Linked DNA regions of Homo sapiens: region 1 is linked to region 2. Evidence: chromatin contacts called from ENCODE Hi-C data. All regions are on one chromosome and are shown on one strand. Each heading gives the region's core, a stretch centred on a gene start or an enhancer-like site at or near the end of the contact. The rest is flanking DNA. Distances are from core to core; before and after follow the strand shown. Region 1 overlaps CREB5 (cAMP responsive element binding protein 5). Region 2 overlaps JAZF1 (JAZF zinc finger 1).

Evidence for each region. Hi-C counts contacts between places; a loop is a spot of excess contacts on that map. Pooled maps may share reads with other maps.
Region 1: a loop to region 2 is called in a map with no recorded cell type, with 3 times the contacts of the local background. The contact joins two enhancer-like sites. A Hi-C loop is called at or near these places in 3 of 37 single-sample maps with no recorded cell type and 2 of 50 pooled maps.

What each region holds. Positions count from the first base shown.
Region 1 is chr7:28,525,571-28,532,433 of GRCh38, reverse strand. All of the region lies in intron 4 of CREB5 (cAMP responsive element binding protein 5), which reads right to left. Among named protein-coding and RNA genes, the nearest start is that of CREB5, 120 kb to the right of the region's middle. Within about 2 kb of position 1,691, at least 7 of the 41 ENCODE cell types and tissues checked have a DNase peak (open chromatin) inside an H3K27ac peak, as active enhancers do.
Region 2 is chr7:28,149,325-28,156,412 of GRCh38, reverse strand. The region is part of intron 1 of JAZF1 (JAZF zinc finger 1); the gene reads left to right. Among named protein-coding and RNA genes, the nearest start is that of JAZF1-AS1, 28 kb to the left of the region's middle. Within about 2 kb of position 4,357, at least 6 of the 41 ENCODE cell types and tissues checked have a DNase peak (open chromatin) inside an H3K27ac peak, as active enhancers do.

The sequences.
Region 1 (6,863 bases), core at 442-2,941, 380 kb before region 2:
GCAGCTGCTGCATAACAAATTACCACAAAATTTCGTGGCTTAAAACAACATTTATTATCTCACGGTTTCTCTATGTCAGGAATTCAGCAGCAGCTTAGCTGGATGGTCCTGGCTCAGGCACTCTTATGAGGTTGCAGTCAAGATATCAGCCAGGGCTATATTCATCTGAAGGTTTGACCGGGACTGGAGGATCTGCTTCCAAGATGAGTCTCTCCTATAGCTGTTTGGCAGGGGGCTTCAGCTCCTGGCCACGTGGACCTCTCCACAGGGCTGCTTGAGTGTCCTCATAGCATGGCTCTGGCTTCCCCAACCCCTACAGAACCCTGTTTCACAAATGTTGGTGTCTTGCGTTGAAGTAATAATTTTCCACTGACAAAGTTTTAGCCTCAGTTTTTATTTATTTTTTGAGACGGAGTCTTGCTCCGTTGCCAGGCTGGAGTGCAGTGGCACAATCTCAGCTCACTGCAACCTCCGCCTCCTGGGTTCAAACGATTCTCCTACCTCAGCCTCCCGAGTAGCTGGGAGTACAGGTGCGTGCCACCACACCCGGCTAATTTTTTGTATTTTAATAGAGACAGGGTTTCACCATGTTAGCCAGGATGGTCTCGATCTCCTGACCTCGTGATCTGCCCACCTCAGCCTCCCTAAGTGCTGGGATTACAGGCGTGAGCCCCCACGCCCGGCTAGCCTCAGTTTTTAGTTAGGGTCTCCATACCCCTCTCTGTTGGCCTGGTTTCAGAATTCCTATGTAAAGTAAAAGTTTAATGAGTCTATGAGATGGTGTTACGTGTTGCATTGTATCCCTCCTTTTCAAATTCATATATTGATGTTCTAATCCCCAGGACCTCAGAATGTGACCTTGTTTGGCAACAGGGTCATCACAGATGTAATTAGTTAAGATGAGGTCATTCCGGAGGAGGGTAGGCTCCCAATCTATCATGAGTGGTGTCCTTATGAAAAGGGGAAATGTGGACACAGACACACACAGGATGAACACCATATGAACATGAAGGTGGAGACTGGAGTGATGCATCTACAAGTAACACCAGAGATGGCCAGCAAAACACTCGAAGCCAGGAGGGAGGCTTGGAGCAGTGCCTCCTTCAAAGCTCTCAGAAGAAATCAGCCTTGCCAACACCTTGATCTCGGACTTCAAGCATCCAGAGCTGTGAGGCAACACATTTCTGTTGTTCTAAGCCACCCAGTCTAGGGTACTTTATTACCGAAGCCATGGGGAATTAAGAGATGAAAAGAAAAAAAAACCTAGAGACCAAGAGACTATATAAGACAAGCAGGCCTGGTTACTTTGCACCCATGGATTGACCATGGGGCTTTCCCCAAAACATTATATTGTGCCTCTTCCCCGCCACCCACTGGGAAAAAAAAACAACATTTGACCTTCAAAAAGCACATTCCCCAGTAAAACTGGCAAAAACTCAGAATAGACAGTCAAGGTTTCCTGATCTCACCCAAGAAAATGGAAATTTTATTACATTCCACGACCACAAGGTTTTTCCTAAGCTCATTAAGCATATTTTTCCCGCAGAAGATCTTGTCTTAATAAGGCCACCACTATCCCTTTCCTCTGGCCTCCATCATCAGCCAGGATAAAAGGCAGGACTGCGGGTGGAGATGAGTGGGGACTCTAGAGAGTTCCAGCACTGCTTGTTTATTTTGAGACACACTTGCGCTTCTACTTGGGCCATCACAACTGTGGTCAAAGGACTCGGAATCTGAAGAACACAAACAAAGCTAACTATGGCGAAAAGCCAGGGTAAAGTTTTCTTCAGCAGCGTAGAGGGAGGGCCATTTTGCATAGCCTTTTATATGATAATCGCAGCTCCTTCATCTGTATTGAACTTTGCAGCAAGAAGGAAAAATAAATAAGGCTGACTAATGGCTTGTTTCCCCAAAGGCAGCTTTTTATGGGATCATATGTTTTTTCAGCTTTTCAGTCACAGTTTCCTGCCTGGACATTAGGAGCCCTTGACATTGGCTATGGCTTCGTGCACCCTGGACGACAGCCCAAGCTGCCCCTGAGCAGCTCGACTAGGGTCCAGCTGGACCACGGCCCCTTCCTAGGTCTCAGTGATGGTGAACCTTGTTCCCTTTGATAAGCTGCACACAGCAGCATGTCTTTCAACACCTTCCAGGTCAAGCATGGCTCCTCTTATCTGACGGGCGAGGAAAACCAATGTGGGTTGGATCAGAAGCCTGGATCCGGAGCCTGTGACAGTGTGTACCAATTCAAAAGCAATCACAAAAGCGACTCTGAATTGCTTTTGCTCCTGTTCTATTCACCACTGCTCCTTCCAAAGTCAGAGGGGACTTTTAGAATTGGGCAGTCTTGAGTTTAAATCCCAGCTCTGCCATTGGATGACTAAGGACAAATAGCTTAATCTCTGAGTTCATTTCTTATCAGGAAAATTATAAGTGATAAAACCTGCCTCATGGAGCTGTGATGATAAGAGATAATTTTGCAAGATATCTGGCAAATAGTAGGTGCTCAGTAAACAATAGCTGGTGTGATTATCAGGTGTCCCAAATAGCCTCACCGTAGAAGAAACTTTCCTGGCAGATTAACGTATAGAAAGGTAAAGCAAAGTGTGTTGGAGCTGAGCATGTCTTGAAGTTGGGTTGAGGAAACAAACAAGCAAAACATGACAGTCTTCCAGCTGTCTCTGTGCAGCTTTCACTTGATTTCCCCACATTTGGGTGGGAAGAAATTATTCTGGAAATCCTTCTGACTTGCTCTCCCTCTCAGAGGGCCATAGAGCAAGGAAATCAGGTTGGGAAGAAGAGAGACAGACAGTTTTTGTTCTTTATTTTCCCACCTTGGATTCTGTGTTTGAGGGAATGAAGGGGTTGATTAAAAGGTACCACCCTCTTACTCTTGAGTAATTGCAGTTTAATTATATTTAGGCCAGTGGTTTTATCATGTTAAATTTGGGGAGAAGGCACAAGATGAGTCATGGAAAAATTTTTGATAAAATTGTGGAAACTTGGGACATCTGTGATTTTCTTTCTCTCGTCTCACTCCTTCCCTACTTTCCTGGCCCATCCTTTTCTGCCTGCCAACAGGGTCCTCTGCAGGGAGCACAGGGAAGTGCTTCCCACCTTGGCACCTCCTTCGGGGCTTTGGCTATTGCCTGAGTGGTCAATTAGCAGAGCTCCATAGTCAGTGACCACTCTCGTGCATTCTTGGGTGGAAAAACTGGAGCCCAGATCCCTCCAGGGGTCAGCTGGTCTCCAGAACCTCCAGATGTAGCCCAGCAGGCCACAGGAATAAGCAACAGACACCAGTTGTGCTCCAGGTCATAGCTTTAGAGTTGCTCCCACAGAAGAATCAGGAATCTGTTGCTGTTGCTTTTCCTCATGAATCACATTCTTCCACCTCCAAGTTTGTTGCCTCAGAAGGACTGGTGTGTCTCCTTGGTTATGAGGAATCATTGCAAAGTCAATTGATGTTCTACCCTCTCATGACCTCTCCAAGGTCCAGCCTTAAAGCAACAAGGTTAGGATATCCCGGAAGTTGTGGAAGCCACCAGAGAGATTCTGAGATAATGTTCAGAGTATGGCCAAAGAAGGGAAATAAATATCATATTCTTCTTTAAAAGTGAGAAACACACCTATTCTGCATTGGCAAGCCTTTTTTTTTTTTAACCTAAAACATTGGTTAAGGTAATAACAATTATAATCACGCTCTTTTTTTTTTTTTTTTTTTTTTTTGAGATGGAGTTTCGCTCTTGTTGCCCAGGCTGGAGTGCAATGGCGCGATCTCGGCTCACTGCAACCTCCACCTCCTGGGTTCAAGTGATTCTCCTGCCTCAGCCTCCCGAGTAGCTGGGATTACAGGCATGTGCCACCACACTTGGCTAATTTTGTGTTTTTAGTAGAGACAGGGTTTCTCCATGTTGGTCAGGCTGGTCTCCAACTCCCAACCTCAGCTGATCCTCCCGCCTCAGCCTCCCAAAGTGTTGGGATTACAGGCGTGAGCCACTGCACCCAGCACATACTCATTTGTATAGCACACTGAAGTTTACAAACTGCTTTCACATAATTGAGAATTGAAATATTAAGCATTCAGGATGTCACAGCATCTTCAAACACTATCCTTTCATCATGAAATATTCCCCTTGACAATTACAGAGCAATTAATGCCGACTCAGTGATAGCCTATGTCAGGAAGATCTGCTCACTTGCACACAGGTAGAAGCGATGGGCCCCAAGTTTCAAGAAATCTTTGGACTGTACATTCAAAGTGTCTTGAAGTGTCAGTACATCCCAAGAAAGTGTGGGTGCAGCAAATGTCAGCATAGCTCTGGCCTGAACTAAACAAAACATGCTTTCCATTTAGTAAGTATATTCTATGTGCAAGGCAATTTGCTGGACCCGCACATGTAATTGTGCCCAAACCTCACTATAACTTTGCAAGGTAGATAAACATGGCGGCTCAGAAAAAGTTAAATGACTTGGTAAGGCCACGTAGCCAGTAGGTATGGATAGCTCAAGCTCTTTCCATTACAGTGGTGCAAAGTAGGTTCCACAAGATCCTGGCTTCAAGAAAGGAATAATATGAAACAAACAATAAGTATATTTCACAAGAGAATTTTTTTGAGACAGGATCTCTCTCTGTCACGCAGGCTGGAGTGCAATGATGCAATCAAAGCTTACTGCAACCTCAAACTCCTGGGCTGAGACCCTCCTGTCTCAGCCTCCTGAATGGCTAGGAATACAGGCATGCACCACCATGCCTGGCTAATTTTTTAAAAACTTTTTTGTAGTGATGATGTCTCACCATATTGCCCAGGTTGGTCTTGAACACCTGTCCTCAAGTGATCCTCCTACATGAGCCTCTCACAGCACTGGGATTACAGGCAAGAACCACTGCACCTGGCTGTCAAGAGAATTTTTAGACCAGTGGTCTTCAAAGTGTGGTCCCAGACCAGCAGCATCAGCATCATCTGGGAACTTGCCACAGGCTGGACAGAGTGAATTGGTCCAGAATAGGGCTTCAGAATTTGTATTTGTAGCACAGTCCCAGGTCACATTGGTAATTCCAATGCAGCAAGTTTCTCAGGAGTACTGTTCCAAAGAAGGCATTTGGTAAGCACTGAGATAAAAGCAGTTGTATGGCACTGATCTTGGAATATTCAGCTTCAGTAACAACAAGAAAAGCAGGATGGGTTCTTACTGGGCAAAGAGTTGGTCTTTCAGCTTTTGCTTAGGAAGGAGTGATAGTCATGGTGGTTATGATAGACCCAAACTACTTCTTGGATGTTGGAAAAGCCTGCTAAGGCATGGCTCACTGCAACTAACCAGGTTTTCACTAAAGGGTGTATGTCATGTCTCAGCTCCAATTCCCTGATGAGTTGTCCTCCTCAGATACACAATGGAAAAGTCAAGGTTCTGCCACCCACCCTTGGTTTAATATTTCACTCTTCATAAGGGGTGTAGAGTATGTGTCCAGGTGTCCAGCACCTGCTGTCACAGGATTAATAAAAGATGGATGAATTAGATACCATGAGTACAGGATAGAGGACCTCCCTGGGTCTGTGACATTTCTGACAAAGAAAGAAAACAGGAATGAATGATTATACCATTCAGTGCCTGTGCTCCAAGCTGTTTGGGGCCTGTGCACAGACCCCTATCCCAGGAGGACAGGATCACCAGGCAGGCAGCACCTCTTTTGTGCACAGTCGGCCTTTCGGCTTCTCAGCGTGGCCAGTCCATGTGGCTGCACAGCCTGCTTTTTCCAGGCAGTTCGAGTTTGCCTAAACCATGGACTCTGCTTTGATGGTAAATCTTCCCAAAGCAAGGATTTATTTTTCTTTCCCAACAATGTTCTGTAGTAACCAAAACTCTGGTAACCCTAAACAGCCAGACACAGCAAGAAGCACGTCTTTCCAGGAAGTTACTTAAATGCCACCAAAGAAGGCAAAGTAAGATGGTATAAGCAGGATCCACAGTTTAGAGGCTAAGTAACTGATGAATAGGTGAATGTGTTCCAAAGATGATAACGTTTCACTTCAATTTGTCCCACGGGGACTTCTATTATATTGCTCTGAACATTTTTTTCTGACCTGGAAGTCAGCCTACCTAACATCTGCCAAACCTTCCTAAAAATAAATACTGGGCATACTGCATTGCCTAGGTTGTAAAGCAAAACTTTGGGGAAGCCCTTGGACTTTTGATTTATATAATAATCACCTGTAACAACAGAAAGATTATTTCCTGCTCAGTATGGATCATAGACACTAACCCACCTCTGAGTTTTGACTAAGGCTTTTGGAAGGTTTTAGTCTCTGGGCTCACTGCAGTGATGAAAGGGATTTCTGAGTCACAACCACCACCTAAAATCCAGGGAACATTATGAGTGTAGAGTATTTGCCTAATTTCCCATCCCAGATTTGGCGCTGAAATCTCAGCAGTCTCTGATTCTTGGATATACATCCAGTGAAGGGAAAGAGAATTAGAATTATCGAGAACCCCTGAATACAAGCTACAGTACTTTATATATGAGGTTTCATTTATCACCACATCATCCTGTGAGCTAAGTAATTATTATTGCCATTTTACAGATGAGAAGACTGAGGCTTAGAGTGTTAGGTTAGTTAACTAAGACCTGCCATTGATATCTACCACTCTCCCCATCATACACACACAGACACACACACATACACACACACTACTGGATTAGGAAATCTTTAGCTTATGTCTATTATATTTATGGTACAAAATATTTGTCACACCTTATTATAAGTGCCTGTGGTCTGAGTGGTACCTTACTGCATGCCAATGAGAAGACATACAAGTGTCCAACAGATACATTTTTTTTCAAAATGCTCACCATCACTAATCAT
Region 2 (7,088 bases), core at 3,108-5,607:
AATCATATTTTGGCTCCACATTTATTCTAGCAGACAGTGGCAGACTCTGCCAAAGCCACGAAGTGACTCCCCATGCAATTGGCCAGGTGACCACCACCACCACACAGAGCAATCTCAGTCCTTGACTGGTTCCTCTGTGTGAAAAGGGGCCTCTACAGCCTTGACCCAGTGACTTTCAGATTCTGAGGAAAACAGACGCTTGATGCCTGTCCAAAGTAAACAGAGCCAAGAGAACCTTTCACAAGCCTGGTTAAGGATCGATGGTTCCACCCAAATGATTTAGATGATTTGGTGTTTAAGTATGTTGTTGCATAACTCTTGGCAGCCAGAGATACCAGTGTGCTGGAGTGAGTGGCAATTTGGATTGAATGAATAAGGTATCTATCAAGGGTGTATGTATATGTACATACCAGCTACTGTGATTTGGACATTACCTACATTAGCTTATGTAACCTCATAGACACCTTATCAGGTAGGTACCCTTATACCCTTAAGATAATTTTCCAGATCAAAAAGCAGAGGCATTGTGAGGTTAATTTGCACAAGATCATCTTCCCAGGAAGAAGCAGGGTTAGAATTTGGACCCAGGTATTTGGTTCCTATACTTCCCATGTGCGCGTGCACACACACACAGACACACACATACATTCTGTGCTGTCACAGCCTAGATGTGGTTGTTTCTCTTGGTCTCTTCTGCATGGGTCATTTCTTGTATGATAATTCTGAATTTAGGTGGAGGTTGTAGTTGCTGAATGGGCATGGGTGGCCAGGCCCTCCATACTGTGTTCAGTACCTTTGATGATTAACTCTGAAAGGGAAGAAAGGATTACTTAGTGCAGGCCAGAGAGCTGTAAAAGGTTCCTAAATTACTCATTTCCCCTCTGAATTTCTCCTCTTGCCTCGAAAACTAAAACACACTTTATAGGGGAAGAATGAAGACCGTATAACTCTGTGGCAGCACAGTTTGGTAATTAATGGACTTGTGCCTCTATCAGAAGAGTGATGTATTATTCCAGAGCCCTGTAGAATGAGTTAAACTGAGAGTGAATTATTTGGTTTGACTGATGTGTACAGTAACTGAAGATAGTTTATTAGTGGGCCAGGTTTTAATCTTCTCTCAAAATGAGTTCTCCTCATATTCTGCACAACTGCCCAGTCTCTTTCATGCCCTGAAATTGAGTAAAAGGAGAAGGTGCTAAAATGGTTGAAACAAGAAGTGAAACCTTCTGTTTCATCATATGTTCCAGAAAATATACAGTGTGTTTTTACTGCAGCCTCCTTTCCATCCCCCCTCCCAATCATTTTCATTAGTGACTGATGTGATTGCAGAGTGGTTTGGTGGGGAAAAGTACTTGCAACCAAATTTAGTAAACCGCAAGCCAATTTTATTTTTAGTTTTAGTGAGCAAGGGCAGATAGCAATTGCAAATATCTTACTGTATCTACTTCTAAGCTTTTACTTTTCTTTTTTTTTAATGTTTTGCCTTTTTCTCTCCCTAGTATGTTTTGTCTATTTTGAATATAATTGTTTTTAGGAGAAAAGGCCATTTTTTCCTTCTATCATTGAGAGCCCCCTTTTTTTTTCAATATTGTAGGCATCATCTTAGTAGGAAATAGAATATATTTATAATCAATGATGTTACAGAAATTTTGAAACTGAGAAATTAAGTACCATAATTAATAAAAGGTAGGAATAGGGAATCATAAATAATTATTTAGTATTAATTGTCAGCAGCAGCCTAAGGTTGCTCAGTGATAGATTAATAAGATCAAGCAGAAAAATAAAGGATCCCATTGGCCAGAGAATGTGAGTGGAATTCCTTTTTCACCTGTATGGCACAATGGTTGGCATTCAAGAGACATTCAGTAAATGTGGTTTGGTTAGTTAGTTGGTTGATTGTTGAATAAATGTTTGAGTCCTGCACTCACTCCAGAACATCAGACTATTGGATATGAGGTTAAGTTTGACCAGAGGATCTTGAAGAGGCTGTATAATGATCATATCTTAAGTACTAGAAGAGTCATTAGTGGTCTCAAACCCATCTGCTCTACCCATTGGAGACTTCTGTAGGGACCCTGACAGTGGCCCTCTGCCATGCTTGAACATTGTGATCACTAAGGGCTTATTTCACATCAGCTTATTTCAGGTCTATTCTGTTGCTGGACAGCTTAGATTATGGGATCAACTTGTGGGATTGTAGCAAAAGCTCATCTGCGCTTTGCAGATTCTTTCTTAAATAGTCATATAAGCCAGTTACCCTCATGGGTTGGGATGGGAGGGGGTCAGTCAAGGAGGACAGCAGTCCCCAAAACTTCGGGGAGGCTTTGTTAGGGGCCATCTTCATGTGTACCTCTTCATCCCATTATGAAAGTACCCAGGGACTGAGAATTCTTGGCATTTCCCAGTGTTCTCCCTGGATTTTTCATAGTGAAGTTTTGATAGGGACTTCTCTTAGAGTCTCATGATAATTGTTCCAGGGGGAGGGGGTAGAGGGGCAGGTAGGTGGAGGGCAGGAGAGGATACATGTTTTGCAAACAGTTCTGAGCTGCAGACATCCCAAAGCACCCCTAATAGAGGTATGGATTTCTGGGTATGGTGAGTGGTAACCCCACCGTGGTCATTGCCAGACCACATCAATTCTGATTGTCATATTCAATGAAATAAGTCTCTGTAGAAAGGCTATCAAGAAATGAAGGCTCTGGAAGCCATGAATGAGGAAGAGAAGAGGGACTGGTAATGCTTAGCTTGGTGAAGAGAACATAGTTCCAGATATGAGGAGGGCTGTCAAGAAAGAGGGAATAGGTTTGTTCAGTATGGCTGCAGAGAGTGAGACAGTTAGAATGGAGATGGCTATGGGATAGGTTTGCCTCAGGTAGAATTTCCTGGTATCGTCATCTAGAACTGAACAATCCTTTTTTTGTTTGGTTTTGTTTTGGTCTTTGCCTTTTTATTATAGTTGGGAAAAACCTGCAATCTGGTTATTAATGAAAATTTCCCCAATAGAAGTTACTCACTTTTTTGAATAATCATATTCTAAATATAGACTTTAGGAAAATAAATTTATAAAATACATTGTTGCTAATTTTTTTTTTTAGTGGAAGTGTGATGCTTTTTATCATTCGCAAAGAGCCTGATGCTTACATTTCATTAGTTTTATTTCAGCAAACATTTTCTGAGAGCCCACTTCCTGGCTGACAGTGTTAAGAACTGTATGCTCCAAGATGAGCAAACCAAGTAGTGTACCCTTGGAGAGTACTAGTGGCCCCACACTGCTCATAGGGCCATAGTGGAGGTGCTGATTCGAGGGAGAAATTATAATGAACTGGACATTGGTCTCTGGAAGTTGGAAATTACCTAGACTGCTCAACAAACCTTTTACATGATTTATAAATTTTAAAAATTCTCCCTAGAAACTAAGAAACTATATAATACGGCTTTGTGAAAATGCAACACCAATTTACACTGTTTTCAAAAACATGTAATCATAATAGTTATGAAAAAGTTGTAAAATTCAAATGTATTTCTGTGTATCTGTATTGGGTTATCTCTGTATCTTTCTTGTACTTTTTCCACTGCCATTTTTTGCAGTGTCCCCTTTTCAAACCTCCTACCTTCTTCCTTTTCCTGTCCTGTGTCAATAGACCTAGCTGAATTTCGCCTCTGCATAACTCATTCTTCAATCACTACTTTCTTATCTGTAATTCTTCATTAACTCGCTGTATTTACTTACTATTCTTGTATTTCCTGAGTCGAATTTTTAATTTTTATCTTTTTCTTTTACAAAGGAATAGTAAGTCAGGATTCATTTGTTATTACTTATATGGCCTTTGATTTTTCTTTTCCCTTTTCTGAGTCAATGGGAGATAGAAAAAACTAATCCAATGCCTGGCATAGATGAAGCATTGAGTATTAGAAGAAATGCAGTAGAGTTTGGGAGAGGAAAAGGTGTGCTCAGTAGCACAGTGGGGTAACTGGGAGATGGAGTGGGTCAGAGGGCCAGCTTACTTATACCCTGGCCAGGGAATTAGATTCAGGGTTTCATGAGTAGTAAGTCAAGCCTTTTGATTTATTCCAAATACAGGACTTTTAGGTATTCAGATGAATACTTGTGAAGTTGTTGAAGAGATGTAGCCAAATATGGGAAAATCGTATAGAGCAAAGTTTTAGCAACCCTGTCATGAAACCATGAAAGCTGATTCATTTCCTTTAAAAACCATCTATATCATTAGCTGACCTGTAGTAGTAGTTGTTGTTGTTTTATATAAGAGAACTTCTGATTCATCAACAGACCTAGCTAAATTTCCTCTGCATAGTGACATAATTAAGTCAAATCGAAACTCTCACATCATCATGTGAGGACGAAACTACGTAAAGACATGAAGCTGCTGGTTTGATTTGGGAAATCTAAAAATAAAATGCTAATGAGATAGATATACTAAAGTAGAAAGAAAAATAATTATTAAGTATATGTCAACATGAGCCACAATTCTTTTTTGTTTTTTCACTAGTAGAGTGAATTGTGGCAATTTATGACAATTGGATAATGCAGGTTTTTTAAAAACATTAGTTTTGACTCAAACTTTTAAAAATTAAAAGATTTTATCCTCTGTGTTTTTTTTTTGAGATGGAATTTCACTCTTTTTGTCCAGGCTGGAGTGCAATGGCATGATCTCGGCTCACTGCAACCTCCGCCTCCCGGGTTCAAGCCTCAGCCTCCCAAGTAGCTGGGATTACAGGCATGCGCCATCATGCCCGGCTAACTTTGTATTTTTTTAGTAGAGACAGGGTTTCACCATGTTGGTCAGGCTGGTCTCAAACTCCTGACCTCAAGTGATCCATCTGCCTTGGCCTCCCAAAGTGCTGGGATTACAGACATGAGCCACCGTGCCTGGCCTCATCCTTTGTTTTTGAAAGTATTGTAGAAAATATAGAAAATAAAGGAAAACATGAAAATAAATTATAGTACATTTATAAGACATAGAAAAGCATTTTTAAAATTCCCCCTCCAAGCCAGGTATGGTGGCTTATGCCTGTAATCCCAGCACTTTGGGAGGCCAAGGCGGGCAGATCACTTGTGGTCAGGAGTTTAAGACCAGCCTGGGCAACATGGTGAAACCTTGTCTGTACTAAAAATACAAAAAATTAGCCGAGTGTGGTGGCATGTGCCTGTAATCCCAGCTACTTGGGAGGCTGGGGCAGGAGAATCACTTGAACCCGGGAGGTGGAGGTTGCAGTGAGCTGAGATCGCACCACTGCACTCCAGCCTGGGCAACAGAGTGAAACTCCGTCTCAAAAAAAAAATATATATATATATATATCGAAAATCCCCCCTCCCAAGAGCTACTGCTGTTAACATTTGGATGCCTTTCCTTTCAGTCTTTATTTACATTATTAATTATTATGTATAATTTGTATTGTGCTTTTCCATTTGCCTTATAACTTAAAACTTTTTCACTTCTAGTTACAAATTCTTCATGCATGAAATTTTTAATGGCGTTACCTATCGAATGAGCACATTTTTATCTAAAATACTTGATGACTATACTTCACATGCTGCCTGCAGACACTTAAATGACTGGTGGAGTTTTGGACCTCAAGAGCCAGTCTCCTTCAGTTGTCAGGCCATCAGCATGGGCCTGGAGGCGAAGTGGCCTGTAGCATGAGAAGCAGGTGGACACACAGGCTTCCCTTCAGACCCCACCTGAGTGCTTCCTAATGTCTCCCCCGTGTGAGGCTTGGGCAAGTTGTGTGGCCTCTTAGGAGAGGAAAGCCCCTTCCTGTGCCCTGTAGTCATCATGCCCAAATGTGCAGACCAGGGCTGGCCCCATGACAGTGTTCCCACCGGTCCTCATGCAATGAGAAAAAAACATAGACACGCTGTCATGACTGTTTCTTCAAGTTAGATACGGCGGCATTTGTGGCCTTTATTCGAAGGTGATGCCTTTTGATGAATGTGTGCACTAAACTGTTGTTTCTTTTACAAAATGAAGATAATGATAGTCAATATCTTTGTTTTCTGGACTCTTCCATGGGCATTACTTTTCTTTCATGGCCTGCTTTGTGAAATCCAAAAGTCTGGAAGCAATTCTTTTGCAGGCCATCTGTGCCAAATTATTGGCAATTCCCTGAGTCCTCCCAGCACATCTTTGCTCACCCTGTTTCTACTTCCTTGAATGCCCACCTTTGACAAGATGACAGATTCTGTCAAAATTCCCTGAAGCAGTACCCTGCCCCCCGAAGCTTTCTGGACCTGCCTCCCCACCGGGCAAGATGATCCTGTCCTCCTTATAGTAACACTCATTTCAGTTACTCAGTCCTCTGACTGCCTCCCCTAGAAAGTTCCTGAAGGAAATGGAATCCTCTTCAGAAAACCTATCTTCAAAGAAGCCAGGTAATGTTTGTCAGGGTGCTCCTGGCAAGGGAATAGAGGAAGGTAAAACCTTCTTGCAGATTACGTGGGCGCTGTGTTTGCTCTAGTGGTCACTGCTGAGGCTCCTGCCAGAAGGGACTTTCCAATCAGCATTGTGAGACTTTGTTTTATTTCATCAGGGTGTTTATTTCCTCAGGGGAAGAAAACGTAGGGAAGACAATGGGAAGAAAATGAGGTGACTGCTAAGTGAATTAATCAGTAATTATTTAGCCCATTGCTATATCCCATGTTTCAGCAGATACATTCGTTTTAGACAGCTCTCACATTTAAAGATAAGTGACCTTTCCCCCCACTGATTCAAATTGAAGATCAATGTGTGCTTGTGTGGGAATCTAGTTGAACCTGTGGGTTCAGGCTTTCCCATTGCCTCTTTATTTCTGTGCTTTTACCAACTGGATGCACCTCCCTATTTCTGACACTGAGAAGTTCACCGGTGAGGGAGGCATGCCAAGGAGGACTTGCGATAGCCCAAAAAGACAGGGTCTCATAGAGCAGAGAGACTGGGGGTGGGGTGGGGAACTTTGAGTTTGACCCAGGCCTTTCTGCTTGCCTGCCTTTGCCTGCCTGTTTACATTTTGATCTTCAGAGGGAAAAAAATAGGTGAACTGTTGCCCTTTCTTTCTCCATGGACGTCTTTCTTGACACTGGCGACATACTT